Linked DNA regions of Mus musculus: all the other regions are linked to region 1. Evidence: chromatin loops called from intact Hi-C (ENCODE). Cell type or tissue: left cerebral cortex. All regions are shown on one strand. Each heading gives the region's core, and the rest is flanking DNA. Links, peaks and the distances in the headings are about the cores only.

Region 1 (4,901 bases), core at 437-4,436:
GACTTGAGAGATGACATCTGGCTACTGTAGATGTCTAGGGATAGACGGACCACAAGCTCCCCACTACAGTGTCAAAGGAGGCAAGCGGAAGAACACAGACAGACTGACATACCTAGGGCTCCCAGGGTCATCTTCAGGGCAGGGACAAAGCCTTGGCAAGGCGGGTCCAGAACCAGGACTTGGTGCAAGGGTTGGTATAGTCGCATATAGTGATGAACCGCAGGATACTGGGAAAGTCCTTCTTCATCGCCTTGTATTTAATAGGAATCAGTCGCTTCTGTTGGACACCTGAAGGCCAAAGGGTGTGGTATTAGGACCACGTGGGGCCCTAGGGTGGGACAGGCTCAGTCCCTAAAGCACGGGCTAACACCAGCTCTCCACCAACCAGGTATCCATGATACATATCCACTACATAAGGAAGTACACAGGTCCGTCCTCAGAGATCTGTAGTGCTTTGGTTTTGCATTCCTGGACTATCATCCTAAGGCTATATCTCTACTCTCTCTTTGACCAAAGCAGGCCTAAGCTTACCTGGAGACAGGCTGAGTGCAAACTTGGTCTGGAAGTCACATTCCTTGCTCTGTAGATAATCGTCAGAAACAACCACCACCATGCGGCGACACCTGAGGGAGAGTGGCACTGCGGTGACTTCCTTCAGAGGATGGGGTCAGGAAGGACTACATTACCCAGGCGGGACAGAGCCCAGCTAGCAGGACAGTCCTTGCATCTGGACCTCTGGGTTTCATGCATTCACCCACCTACCCTCTTAGATGTTTAACCAACCTTTTCTCAATTAGCTCGCTGGCAATGGACCAGACACAGGTGCCCGGCAGGACGTCACGGTCGGACACACACAACTTAAGCCGATAGTCTGTCTGTTCTAGTTGCCGGATCATCTCCTGCACAAACTCGATATCGTTGGGGCAGTAGCAGATAAAGGCATCGAAAAGTTCCGGCGTTTGTCCTGAGGACAGGGGACAAGGGAATCAATCAGCCTCTGCAGAAGGCTGGAAGGAGCCCAACCTGGAGTCTTCCATCAAGGGAACCTGGGCCTGTATCCATATCAAAGCAATGTCATATACATGCCCTCTCTACCAGTGAACAGATAACTTCCTCCCAGATGAAATCCCGGTTAACTATGATGGAGGCATGCCATTAAAGTCTCAGAACCACTCTGGGAGAGGACTGCCATTATTCCCATTTCTTAGATGGGGAAACCAAGGCTCAGAATGAGCAGCTTGCCCAAGGTCCCAGGTCCATCCATCTGCTTCCGGTATCCATGCCCTCTGCAGGTCACATGTTTGAGGCTGTGGCCCACCTATTCTACCTAGGGGCACAGTACTGGGCCCTTACCTAGGGGGTCATCAAGGGTGGTGATGCCTCCCAGTTCCTTTGTTTGTGGGACACTGCTTTCCACTCTGGCCACCTGTAAAGGCTTCTCGGACTCCTGGTTCTGCTGCTTACCTAAGTATTTCTGGCAGTCCTCCTCTGTGGAGAAGAGAAGGGTGTAGAGGCTCCTCCTCCCACCCCATCCCCGACACCCCCGCCCCCCATGCCCCAGGTTGCTGCTGTACACACACTCAAAATCCTGAATTAGTTTAAAGAGCCTACTTGGGGCTGGCGAGATGGCTCAGCCGGTAAGAGCACTGACTGCTCTTCCGAAGGTCCTGAGTTCAAATCCCACAACCACCCATAATGAGATCTGACGCCCTTTTCTGGTGTGTCTGCAGGCAGCTACAGTGTACTTATGTATAATAATAAATAAATGTTAAAAAAAAAATTTAAAAAGGGCCTACTTGGGCCGAGCCTTCCCCAGCCACTGGTACCATGGATGGCTCTACAAACTAACACTTCCTTTTGGACTCTCCCAAAATGAGCATCTGAGAGGACTCCAAAGTCAGCCTGCTTCTCTGAGCCTTCCTCCTGCCTTCCCTTTCTAAGGCTCTAGAGAATGGAGCCAAACTGGGCATCTAGCAGGGCACAGAGCAATCGGAGCAGAGGATTGAATGTCAGAAGGGCTCAGGCACCCAGTTAGTGCTCAATGAGAATGGTGACCCCCATCTAGCAAGGTGTACCTCACTGTGGGCGGGGCGGGGGTGTTGTGCTGAGTGCCAGTGAGTGATGGAAGGGGTCCTCACTTGTCCGGTTGATCCTGACACAACTGAGATACCGCGAGAAAAGCAGATCTTGACTCTTGGTACAACTGAAGGTCTTTGCCTAGGCTCTTTCCATCTTTCCTCAGGGTTTTTGACCCCTCTCCCAATCCCTACGCTGACCTGCATACTGACAGAAAATTCGACTGTCACTCTCTTCCTCCCTAGCGCACCCCAGAAAAAAATGAACAAGATTAATATGCCAAGGCTAGCCTCGTTGATCCTTGGCACAAAGCCAGGAAGCACGTTTCCTCACCGATGCGCGACTTCAGCTCCTTCAGTATATCCTCACGGTCTAACAAGGCCAGCAGCTCTAGCAGCCTGCCGACAGACGCGCCAGAGCGCCCCTGCCAGGCATCCAACAAACTGCGAGTGGGGTCAGGGCGCGTTTCCAGCTCTCGGATCTCCAAGTACTCGAAGCCCATCTCCTCCGCCAGCAAGGTCCAGTCGGCCGCCACGGGCGTCCGAGGGTTCAAGAACAGCGATAGGCGGCGCCTCACTCCCACGTTAAGCGCGACCAAGGGTATGGAGAACATGAAGGAGTCCAGGGACCCGGATCCCACGCGGGGGTCTCCCGCAGACATGGCAGGCAACCCTGGGCCCCCGGTGCCGTCCAGTACGCTCGCCTGTGGAGTTTCCTACTTCCCTTAAGTCTCCTGCCAGCCCCTCCTTCTTTCGCTTTCCGAGAAGCTCCGCCCTTTGCTAGAATCTAGACTACGGGGCCAGAACTACCCAGCCTAAAAGTCAACCCACTTGTGCTTCTAACGTTTGCTCACCTCCCCTCGAAGGTGTGAGAATTTATATAAACCGCCTCTGGCATCTGCCTTGGCCCACCGATCAAGGTGGATGGACTAGGCGATCTGGTAGTGGTTATTATGCATGGTTAGCTCAATCAGCCTTGTTTAGGACTTGAAGGAGTTACAGCCCTTCTGTACAGTAATTTATATTCTGGTAGTAGGGAGGGAAGAGACAGACTGGCTTCGGAAGTAGTAACCCGAAGGCTCAGTCTACCTTTAGCTATCTGATGTCACTTGTGACTCTGCTTTTTAAAGGGGAAAGCCCACGACCTTGCCCATAAATTGGCATTTAGGGTATCTTGTCCTTTGTTTTCTGAGACAAACAGCACTACCTTCCCGGGGTCTGCAAAAAACACGCGGAACCTACCACCTTACTCTTTAACGTTGGGTCTAGACCCAAGGAAGATTTTTTCGTTAATTCACTTGGTTAATCTATTTAGGTGTCAATCTCCAATACTGGGTCTCCCTCCACCCTCCACCCCCATCCCCGGGTTTAGTAGAATTCCTAGGGGAATGTGGGCACTAATGGCACTATCCCAAACAAACGTAGATCAACAGGCTTAAGACGAGTGGGGCACGTTACAGTTAGAACCTGCCTGCCGTTCAGCACCTTAATCGGTTCTTCACACCAGCCCGGAACCCAAAATTACTTTGTTTTCTGAGAGAGCTTCTGTGACAGCCAACCCGGTTGGGGCTTAACTAGGTGCCTCAACATTTTCTAGGTCCTCAGTTCTCGGTTTTGGGACCCGGGGCTGAGCACAGCAAATTTTGATGGGAGACAAGGGTCTTCTCGGGCTAGCTCAGCAGAGAAGCCATGGGCCGGGCTCCGCCTTCTACGCGGCTGCGCGCTGAGCTCAAGGGGAGGGACTCCCTTGAGGCTGAGTTCATCCTAGGAAACCAGAAGTTTGGGAAACCTCCTTCCCCAATGTCTACAAAAGGTTGTGCAAACTTGGAAGTTTCCAGTCTGCCTTTCAAGGAGGATTAAGAGTGCGCATTACGATTGGCTTCCGTAGGATTGGCGGGCGGGGCTTTGAGTGGAGAGAAAGCGTCTTAGGACGGGCGTTGGGCGGGACTCTGGGGCAAGGGGTGAGTGGGCGGCCCTCAATCAGACTCCCCTTAATCTAATTGGTTGTACCTAGGAGTGGGCAGGCCCTCTAAAGACCCCATCCTACCTCTCGCAGTATCATTCTACCGGGGTTGTGATCCCCTTTCAGGCCTTGCGACGTAGAAGGCTGTCCTGCGCCTGCGCCCGCGCCTGCGCCTGCGCCTGCGCCTGCCATCATTCCTGTTCCTAAAGCTCTGCACCCAGAACCTAAACGAGTAGGTAGGACCCACCTCCGCGATGCATCGGCTGCAGGTAGTGCTGGGCCACCTGGCCGGCCGGCCCGAGTCGAGCTCCGCGCTGCAAGCTGCGCCCTGCTCCGCTAGGTTCCCGCAGGCCTCGGCCTCCGACGTGGTGGTGGTGCACGGACGGCGCACCCCCATCGGCCGCGCCAGCCGTGGAGGCTTCAAGGTGAGGCCCCTCGGGCGGGCGAGGGGAGCAGAAGGCGGCCAGCGCGGATGGAATTCTGCCGTCGGGGGTCCGGTGACCGCAGAGTCCCCGGGCGGGGATGCGGGAGCTGGGCTCACCGCTGCTGCGCCTCGCCCTGCAGAACACCACCCCCGACGAGCTTCTGTCGGCCGTGTTGACCGCGGTTCTCCAGGACGTGAGGCTAAAGCCTGAGCAGCTGGGAGACATCTCCGTGGGTGAGCTCCCCTGCGGGTCCTGCACCGGCCCTCCCCCGCCCTCCTCCCGAAGCTTCACTTTCTCTCCGAGAACCTGGGTTTCACTGAGCAAGACTACAGACTCCACCGATTTAAGTGGGATGGTTGAAGGACCCTTTTACAGGGTTCGCCTAAGATCATCGGAAAACACAAATATCTACATTACGATACTTAACAGTAGCGGAAT
Region 2 (4,901 bases), core at 250-4,249, 63 kb after region 1:
GTGTGCCACCACGCCTGGCCTAATTTTATTTATTTATTTATTTAGTTAGTTAGTTGTTGTTTTTTTCGAGACAGGGTTTCTCTGTATAGCCCTGGCTGTCCTGGAGCTCACTTTGTAGAGCAGGCTGGCCTCGAACTCAGAAATCCGTCTGCCTCTACCTCCCGAGTGCTGGGATTAAAGGCGTGCACCACCACGCCCGGCCTAATTTTATTTTTAAGTGTATGTGTGCACACACGTGTGCATGCATGTGCATGCACACAGAGGTGTTTGTGGAGATCAGGAGAGGAAGTCAATGTTCTTGAGGTTGGAATTACAGACACTTGTGAATCGTCCAGTCTGGGTCCTGGGAACCAACCAAATCCAGGTTCTCTGCAAAAAGAGCAAGTGCTTTTTACCGCTGAGCCATCCAACCCCAGAGTCCCATCTTTTAAAAAGTCACCTCAGTTACCATTTAGAAAGGGTGCTAGTACCATAGAGATGGCTCACAAGTACTGGGACCTGATGCCAATCCTTAGGATTTGAGTTTGATTCCCAGCTCCTACAGAGTGGAAAGACAGAACCAACTGCAAGTTGTCATCCAACCTCAATGTGTTCATGCTCTCTCTCTTCTGTCTCTGTCTGTCTGCTTCTCTCCTTAACACACACACACACACACACACACACACACACACACACATGCATGCACACATACACATACAAACACACATATAAATAAGTAAAATATAATAAAAATCTTAAAAGAAATAGAAGATACACTTAGCAACGTGAATGGACCCTAGTGACATCTAAGGAGCCCCTCAGCCCTCTGCTGTTAAAGCTGCCCAGATGTGAGATGGAGGGTGCTGGTGGCACGGGGCATATGGAAACATATGACTGTATGTTGGATGCACATAGATACAGGCAAGAGAGCACACACACAATCAATCAATAAACGAACGAAAAATAGGAAGAGTCACAGATGGACTGCGAGCTCGAGGCCACCTGAGGATTACATAAGGAGAGGAAAAAGACCACATTTAAGAGCAAAGGTTGTCAGACAAGGTGCAGACTTCTTGGGAAGCTGAGGATCCCTACCTCAACACCAAAGCCGTAGCAGAAAGAAACTCTACCCAAGTCTGGAGGACTTCAACACCGTCATTTTCATAAGGGAAGTCCGAGGCTCGAGCAAATGAAATGACCCAGGCTGGGGGGGGGGGGCGGCGGGGGGGAGCGTCCTTCCTCCTATGACCCACTGCTCTTGGTGAGGCAGGAGGTAACTATCCGAGGATTCCATAGCATTTTTTTCCCCTGAGTAGTGACTGGCTTTTCCAGTGTAGCTGGGAGGCCGATTGCTCTCACACTCTGATTGTGTAACATCTGAAATGGAGGGATCTGGTGTGTGTGCGTGTGTGAAAGGAACAGAGGCATGTTCTGAACAGATCTTTAGAGGTGGGAGGAGTGCTGAAGGTAAGATGAAGGATGCTGGATTGCTGAGGATCCTTCAGAAAGCAGGTCGCCAACAGTTCTTTCCCACCTGCAGCTGCTCTGTGGGTCCTCCTCTGCTTGGAGATAACTGTGCGTGCGTTGTGAGGAACTGCTGTCAATTCAGACTTCAGCGTTTTCCTGCCAATTAATTAGCCCATAAATGGGAGCTGGAGGGCAGAGGTCCTAGGTTATGGGGACCAGGAGCTACCCACTCACTCAGGGGTCCCAGAGGAGCGTGCATCCCGTAGCGTGGGCTCCATAGCACGGGGCAGGAAAGCACCAGCCAAGTTGTGGGCAGTCCAATCCCACCAGCTCGGAGAGCGCGCCCCGCCTAGCCCTAGAGTCTGGTGCTGCAGGCGCGCTGTCTCCAGAGGGCGCGGGCTGGGGGGCGGAGCCTCGGTGTTGTTGTTCCTCTCCGGCCCCGCCCCCAAGGGGGGCGCGGACCACGCGGCCGGAGGGCCCGCCTCCCCTCCCCCTCCCCGCCCAGCTCGCCCGCCTCTTTGTATCCAACATCCGGGTTTCCCCGCTGGCTCGGCTCCGTGGCCACCGCTCAGGAGCCATTTTGGACTCGGTTCAGGTCCCCTCCCCCACCCCTCCCCCGTTCATGGCCCCTCCGGACTCGGCCCCTGCGCCCGGGGCCCGGGCCCAGCCCCGTTGCGCCATGCCCGCGTCGGGCGCGCCCTGGCCCGCGCCCCGCCGCCGCCCCCCGGCTCCCGCGTCGCCCCATAGCCCGGGCCGCACTGCGCGCCGCCCGCAGCGGCCCTGAGCCCCTATCTCCGCATACTGCCTGGGAACCGAAGCGCAGAAGCGCGCGCTCCTGGAAGCGAGACCCAGAGAAGGAGCGGGAAGCAGAGCGCAGCCGCCGCCGGGCCCTGCGCGCCCCGGGAGCGCAGCGCGGCCCTGCCCGCGGGCTCCGGGTGTCCGCGGGGCGGCGCCGCGGAACATGACGGCGCCCTGGGCGGCCCTCGCCCTTCTCTGGGGATCGCTGTGCGCCGGTAAGGACCGGGCGCGTCGTGGGGGTGCAGGGACCTGGGGCGCGCGGTGTTTACCAACAAAGGGCGGCCCCGCGGCCTCGGCGCCGCGCCACCTGCCTGGGATCGGGGTCGCGCGGGGCGCTCTGGTGCTTGCGATCTTAGAGGCGAGCTCGCCCGTGCGGTTCCTCTGCGCGATTCTGGCTCGCAGAGGTTCTAGGTGATGGGGGAACCTGGAGCGTCAGGGTCGGGGTTCAGGTTCCGCGGGTGTGCGGACCCCAGGGATAGAGCGGGGAAAACCTAAGCGTGGGGAAGGCGGCCAAGCGGGGTGGGCATCTAATTGGGGGCGGCTGGGTTGGGGCTGCTCGCCCCTGAGAGTCATAGGTGTCGCAAAGCGAAGCGGACGGCTTTCCATAGCCCGCCCGGAGTCCTCTGCATCCCGTCCCGCCACTCCGCGTCGCGATCCTCATGCGAGTGGCTCCTACCTGCGCCCGCTTTTCTTGCAGCGGGCCGCAGATGCGCCCTCGTGGGACCGCTTTTGTTTTGGGCAACTGGGAGTGGAGAAGGGTTGAAGAGGCGAACCAACAGGTCTCAGATCGCTTCGGCCGGCACGTGGCGGGCGTGAGTGACCCGCGGTCAGCTCGCAGCCGCCTGCGGGCTGTGGATAGCTGGTGCGCGTCTGCTTGGGACTAGAAGGTGTGGGTGTGTACGCACGAAGTTGTGTTGGGAAAGCGCTTTCTCCCCCAAAGCCTAGGCACTGATTTCTGTGTCCCGATGGTGCTGAAGCGTGCTCAACTTTGTAGGAGCTCCGGGGCGGGCTTAGGGCAGTTCCAGGAAACGTGGACAGTCGGGCATTAAGACTCCAGAGAAAAGATCGTGGAGATTAGGACGGCTGGTGCCCGGTGGCTGGGGCTCTGGGTCCTGCGCGTCTTTGTTCCCAACCCCCATTACACATGCAGCTCGGGTCCCCTGCGGCCCGAGGTGGCAGCAGCGCGGAGTCTGGGAAACCCGCGAGGGGCGGGGCCCGGAGTGTAGGGAAGGGCTGGGATCCCCCTTGCAGCTGCGGGGGTGGGTATCCCAGATGGTCATTGCACCCCCTCACAGGGATCCTCACTTTCAATCTTTTCTATTACAAGGTAGTGAGGGTTAGCTGTTAATTCCGACCCCGAGAGTTTTTGCACGAGCCTGGGTGCGGTGGAGCATGAGTGTACGAACCAGAGGGCAGAGATAACTTCTTTGCTACCCGAGCCCACTGTTGGGAAGCGGTTTCAGTGCTGTCCTGGAGTGGTAGAGGCAACGCGGTGCTCAGGGTGAACATTTTGTTTCTTTCTGCCACTCCCCGAAGTGTTGCTCCAGAGATTTTTCACCCCAAGAATGAGAGCCTGGAAGTGATGGAAAACAGTGGTCTGCTCCGGGGAGGGCGGCAGCAGGCTGACCCCAAGTTATAGGACCAACCTCTAGTCGGCTCTTGACTTACTGGATTTCTGCACCTGGACATGTATGTGCCTTGCCTCTTTTAAGTTTAGGTTTGTTGAAAGCATTGTCTCAGGACCGTTCGCCTCAGACTAGAAGTCTGTATGTACATCACTGCTCCTGTTTGTTCCAGTTTGACCTCACCAGTCACTTCCCATTTGGAGGGGCAGAGTGAGAGTGGATCCCTGGTACCACATTTGCTGCACTGTTTGGGGGAGTGCATAACGGAACACAGAGGCACGTGTTCTGACTCAACCTGTGGTTCTGCCTTTGGGGATAGAGTCACCTGTGTTGTGGTGGCTGCTGCTTTCTCTTTTGAGGAACTGGAGGAAAACTTTGAAGGGTTGGGGTAGAGCTGGCCTTCCTGTGCCTCTGGCTTCAGAGATCTTTCCTTCATGTTTCTGGCTTGATATTCGGAATTACTCAGCTCTGTGGTAAAAAGGAGAGATCTGTATATTGGTGCTGCCAGCGGGAACATGGGCTCGACAGATATATTCAACTTAAAAATTCCCAACAGCCCTGTTAGTAAAAGAAAGAAATAGCTGTGTCTTTAGTGTTTTCTGACTGCTTTCATACCGCAGGACTGGGTGGTTCAAACAGCAGTGTGAGGCTGGAGAGATGGCTCAGTGGTTAAGAGTGCTTGCTGCTCTTGCAGGGGACCCAAGTTCTAGTCCTAACACCTGAACTCTACTTCCAGGAGGGTCCCCTGCTGTCTGGCTCCGAAGAGAGCAACAGGCATGTGTGTGGATGGACACACAGACATAGTTGCAGACAAACACTCCTGAGATAAGTACAGTTAAAGTAGCCATATGTATTTAGAAACCAGCAGTGCTTATTTTAACATGGTTCTAGAAGCCAGGCCAGGGTGCCTTAAGAGAGCCAATCCTGCAGTCAGGATCCCACCCTCATGGTCTAATCCACCCTTACCACTCCCTAGAGATCCCACTTCCAAAGACCTGTATGTCTTTATTGGTGGTTAGGGCTTTGCTATTA
Region 3 (4,901 bases), core at 250-4,249, 230 kb before region 1:
ATGAAGCCGCCATGTTGGAGAGACATATCATGCAGGCCCGTGCACGGGATATTGCAGAAACAGAACACACCACCAAACAGAGCAGACTACAGGTTGTGGAGACCCCTGTCAAACTGCCCCCAGGTAGGTGTGAAGTGTGTCTGTCTGTCTGTCTGTCTGTCTACCAGCCTACCTCCACCTCTGCAGCTGTTGGTATTGTACTATATTCACGCCACTGTTCTGTTCTGAACATCGGCAGAGAAAATTGCAGACCTGACAGCCCAACCAGTACAAAGCACTTCAGTGTGCATGGTCCCACACGGCCAGCATGTGACTCTCTAAGCCATGGTGCAACATCGGTCCCTGACCCAGAGATCTCATTTAGGTTCCAGCAGCCAAACCATAGCTTCCTCTCCTCTGACCTTTCCTGTCAAACTTGCCAGGTAGGCTGGGCTGGCCGGCCAGTGAGCCCCAGGAATTTGCCTGTCTCCATCTTGCAAGTGCTTTTTCAAAGAATTATTTATTTATTTTAGGTATATGAATACACTGTAGCTGTCTTCAGACACACCAGAAGAGGGTATCAGATCCCATTACAGATGGTTGTGAGCCCACCGTGTGGTTGCTGGGAATTGGACTCAGGACCTCTGGAAGAGCAGTCAGTGCTCTTAACCGCTGAGCCATCTCTCCAGCCCTCTTTCTTTTATATTCAAACGTGGTAGAGGGGAAAAAAAAACCCCAGATCATCTTTACAGACATCCATCTGGTCCCTGCAACTCAGGGCAGGCCAGGCAACCCCAGGGCACATTTCCCATGTACAGAACCAATGATGGAGACAGCCAGCTGCCTTTTTTTATCCCAGGCACAGAGCGCCTCTCCCTGTCACAAGGTGAGGAACCTTTCACTGCTCCATATGGGTGGACGGCTTGTGTGCTCATTCTTGCTCTTGCTGGCCACTGCTCTACACTGGCTTCTGCGGATTGGAACAAGCAAGCAGCTCCTCGCAGAGCTGTGCTCGGTAGCCATAGGGTCAGTGAGGCCTTCCATCCCAGAAGGAGGAAGACCATCATGAGGGCAAGGCTTTTACAGGTCCAGGTCGGGTATGGAAAGAGACTCTTCCAAGATGTGCTAGAGAAACTGACTTGGTGAGGGCTAGAGAGAAGGCTCAGTGGAAGAGCATGGCCCACTTTTGCAGAGGACCTGAGTTCAATTCCAAGCTCATAACCACGGATAACTCTACCTCTGGCCTTTGTCAGCATTGCTCTCCCTACCTACCCCATCAAGGCATGCACTCACATGCATACACATACACACATATGTGAACACACATGCACATGTGCATACATGTACGCACATGCACATACATGTATACAAACAAACACACAGCTGCATACACATACATACACATATACACACACATGTATACACACTCTCTTAAAAATCTTTTTTAAAGCTGCCTTGAAGATGTGCAATGATATGTGTGTAAAATATTATATAGGAGTCCATTAGTTTCTACGCCAGCTTGAAAAACAAAGGCCAAAACCCACCATGACCCCCGCACCCTGGGAGGACGGAGAAGAAAGTTTGAAAGGAGGACTGTCCTTCCTTCCTCCTGACATGTGGTCATCATTAAACCTCCTGAAACTAGGCTGGATGGTATCCATTCCACCCAAGTCTTCCTTACCAAAGGAGGGGTCGGGGCCATCACTTCCAAAATCGCACCTTCTGTAGTTCCAGGATCCATCAGGAAAGGACCCCAGGGAGTTCCGGAAGAAGAGACCATGAGGCCCAAGAAGTAACTTGTGGGTTATTTACTGGCTATCAGGATTTTTGTCCACTGATTGACCGATTGAATTTTAGTTATCTATACATGTGTATCTAGATGGGTCTATGCACATGAATGTAGTTACCCACAGAGGCCAGAAGAGGGTGGCAGAGCCCCAGCAGCTGGAGTCCTAGGCAGTTTGTGAGTCACCAGACATGTGCAGGAACAGCAAGCTCCCTTAGCCCTGCCATCTCTCCAGCCAGGCTATTTTGGAGCTGCCTTCAGATGACGTACTGCTTTCAGGGATGCCAACTGCTATTGTTCATGGAGGTTCCCTGGCCTTTCCCTCTTCAGCCCTTGGATACTTTGTACTCAACGCCCTCCTGTTTGCCATGCCCAGAGCAGTTTCTGCTTCAAGCTCTGATTGTTAACTGTAGGCCAAATCTCCTGATCCTTGTCAGCACCCATGAGGGCAGATAATATTGCTCACTTTGTCACCTTTATCGCCGGATGCTGGGAATCGACCCCAGGGCTTTATGCATGCCAGGCAGCTACTCTACCAACTGGGCTGCATCCTGGTCCCTAGAGGAACTTCTAACACAGCACAAGAAGACTCCCCCCATACATAGCATTATAGATTTGTGTAAACACAGACTGTAACACGACGGGTGCATTCTCTCTTAAAACGTGGGCTTTGCGTGGTGGTGGCATGTCAGCGGAGGCTCACTGTTGGCAACAAGCGTGCTGTTCTTGGGAAGACGACAGTAACAGATAAAGCTACACACGCACAGGGGCAGAGGGACATGGAAACTCAGGCCTTCTCAGTTTGTGTGCAAGTTTTTAACTACTCCAGAGTCCAAAGCTAGCAGATGGCTCAGTGTGTAATGCCTGGCAGACAGAGTTCAAACCTCAGGACCCGCTGATAGGAGGCCAACTGACTCCTGCAAGTTGTCCTCTGACCTCCACACATGCACCGTGGCACCTACAGGCCCCCCACAGACACGCACTAAAAAAACAAACACATGTAATTAAAATGCAGCGAAAGTCTGTTTTAACAAAACCATCCTCCTCACATCTGCCAGAATAAGATCACACCTCCATTATGTCACTTGCCAAAGGTACCCATTTCTAGTTGGTGTTTCTAGACAATAGTGTTATAAACCGTATATAGTATATATTAATTATATTGTATGTTATACAACATGATATGATATATTATAAAATATATCATGTGTTGCATGTTACATATTATATATTACATATTATATATTATAATGTGTGTGTGTTTACTATCTTTTTTTGGGGTCATCAATTGCAAACATCAACTTCCACTCAACAGTATAAGTGGCTTTCTCTGGTGTGTCATTAGGTCGATGTGAGTTGGGTGAAGCTATGGTTATTGCTTGCTATAGATCAGGCTCAGCTATTCTCCATGTGGCTTTTATGCTGGTGTCTGAGATGAAGAGACAAGGAAGTTCTTCTCTGCTGATGTCCAGAGTTCACCATACCAGCACATCTCAAACCCTTGCCACCATGATTTGGCCAAAGTGAAAGGCAAAGAGTGACACTGTATTGCTGCAAGAGTCATAGGGACTGCCTAGCAACTCAGAACGCTTGCCTGGCCTGAGACAAAACACAGGCTGCCTTCCTAACAGTGAACAACCTGAGACACCCCCACACACCTGCATCAAGCTACATGTACACCCCACTCCAAACAATGCAATGAATACCACCACCCCACCCCCAACAATAATTCCCTGTTGCCATATATGTCTTGGAACATGTCCAAAAACTAGAGGGAGCCTGAGCCAATTTCAAGGTCCATGTATGGTTAAGGGAAACTGTCCTCTAAGTGAAATTTTACAGAAAATTTCCTATGGATCATCTTATTCATAAGCATAATTAGGCACACAGATGTTTAAAATCAGATGCATCATGGGAAAGGACATGGACAAGAAAGGAAGGCTTGTATAATCCACATCTATCAACGGAAACCGAGACCCACTCACAGGTCACCCCCTGGCCACCAACTCCTCCTCCTGGACTCCACAAAAGAAGCCCTAAACAATAGGCAAGGCCCTTGGGTGCTCTAAATCAGGGAGCCCTTACAGTGTGGGGCGCCCCGTCCCTGTGTCTCTCTGTCCTTGCAGCTTTGCTGTTTGCCTGTGCTTTCCAGTTCTTTTAATAAGATGCCTGGAACCTGGAAACACTCAGGGCTAGCAGTTACCCTGTTGCTAGTGGCATTGGGAGGGACAGATGTACACAGAGGGCGAAGAACTGGGGCTTGCGTTGCATCTACCACACTTGATCTCATGCCACCACGGACTCCACATATGGTACCACTTTACCCCATTAAGGCCACGCACAGCTTGGCCCACTTGTCAGCTTCGACTGAGGGGCTGAGAAATCATTGGTTTCTTAAGCCTTCACCACAGGACTCTAAGAATTCACCTGGGAAGTGTAGCCTTGGAGCTGGAGGCATGGGTCCCTGGGTCTGCCTTAATTACCTTTGTCCCCTTCTCTTCCGCAGTGAAGACAGCCTTCAGGTGGTGTCTAGACAGCAAGTTAATGCGAAAACATCACTTAATCTCTACAGAGGATTACTACACTGATCCCGTGCCGTTTTGCCCAGCACCCAAAGGTAATCTATCCTCACTCTGGTGGAGCTCCGGGGCATGCCTCCCCCCCCACCCCCACCCCTTGCAGCCCAGCTCACCCACTCCTGCTGCAACTTAGTTTCTGCTACTTAGTTACTCTCCTGTCCCTTTATATAGTTGTTATCTTCCTTAGTTCAGTTCCTTCAAGACAAATATTCTATCTCCACCATGTGGAATTTGATGTGCCCGGTTGGCTGCTCAGCAGTCAAAAAAAAAAAAAAAGTTTAGATGTTGTTGAATGATCCAGCAAAGGAAGGGCAGGAGACTCAGATCAACAACCAATCAAGTTCCTGAAGCCCGAGGAGAGGAGAAGCTTTTTCAAACATTGAGAAGAATGGGCCAGAGGGACAAAGAGGGAGGAAGGGGAAAACAAAGTGGGGGTGGGGGCAAGCTGTGATGCTGGGCCCATTTCCTGTAACCAGGAAGGCAAACCCTAAGAGCAAAGGAATGGAAAGCCGAGTGCAGGCCTCCGTACACAAGGAGGTAGAGTTTGTAAGCATTGC

Evidence for each region. A loop is a pair of places that touch in the nucleus more often than their neighbours do. Peaks named below come from ENCODE experiments on the same cell type or tissue, not always from the same donor. Only the 100,000 strongest peaks of a DNase experiment are listed, where the experiment ranks them.
Region 2: it touches region 1 in a loop (2.1-fold over the local background); 12 of 42 quality-filtered maps call a loop at or near these places.
Region 3: it touches region 1 in a loop (2.1-fold over the local background); 8 of 42 quality-filtered maps call a loop at or near these places.

What each region holds. Positions count from the first base shown.
Region 1 is chr9:119,337,223-119,342,123 of GRCm38, forward strand. Myd88 (myeloid differentiation primary response gene 88) reads right to left here and starts at 2,796. Exons shown (of 6, transcript NM_010851.3): 1 at 2,410-2,796; 2 at 1,354-1,488; 3 at 784-964; 4 at 532-623; 5 at 113-288. The coding sequence starts at 2,737. The coding sequence ends at 134. Acaa1a (acetyl-Coenzyme A acyltransferase 1A) reads left to right here and starts at 4,072. Exons shown (of 12, transcript NM_130864.3): 1 at 4,072-4,463; 2 at 4,603-4,696. The coding sequence starts at 4,293. In left cerebral cortex, for the core only: a CTCF peak has its summit at 2,505; DNase peaks (open chromatin) are centred at 2,544, 2,822 and 4,019; H3K4me3 peaks cover 2,272 bases; H3K27ac peaks cover 2,099 bases.
Region 2 is chr9:119,400,139-119,405,039 of GRCm38, forward strand. It overlaps Acvr2b (activin receptor IIB), which reads left to right and starts at 2,040. Exons shown (of 11, transcript NM_001313757.1): 1 at 2,040-2,459. The coding sequence starts at 2,408. In left cerebral cortex, for the core only: CTCF peaks have their summits at 1,806 (motif pointing right), 3,056 and 3,339; DNase peaks (open chromatin) are centred at 1,470, 1,860, 2,283, 2,688 and 3 more places; H3K4me3 peaks cover 2,659 bases; H3K27ac peaks cover 2,324 bases.
Region 3 is chr9:119,105,830-119,110,730 of GRCm38, forward strand. It overlaps Dlec1 (deleted in lung and esophageal cancer 1), which reads left to right. Exons shown (of 37, transcript NM_177117.5): 2 at 1-123; 3 at 4,272-4,382. Among named protein-coding and RNA genes, the nearest start is that of Dlec1, 5.8 kb to the left of the region's middle. In left cerebral cortex, for the core only: a CTCF peak has its summit at 1,901 (motif pointing right); a DNase peak (open chromatin) is centred at 1,957.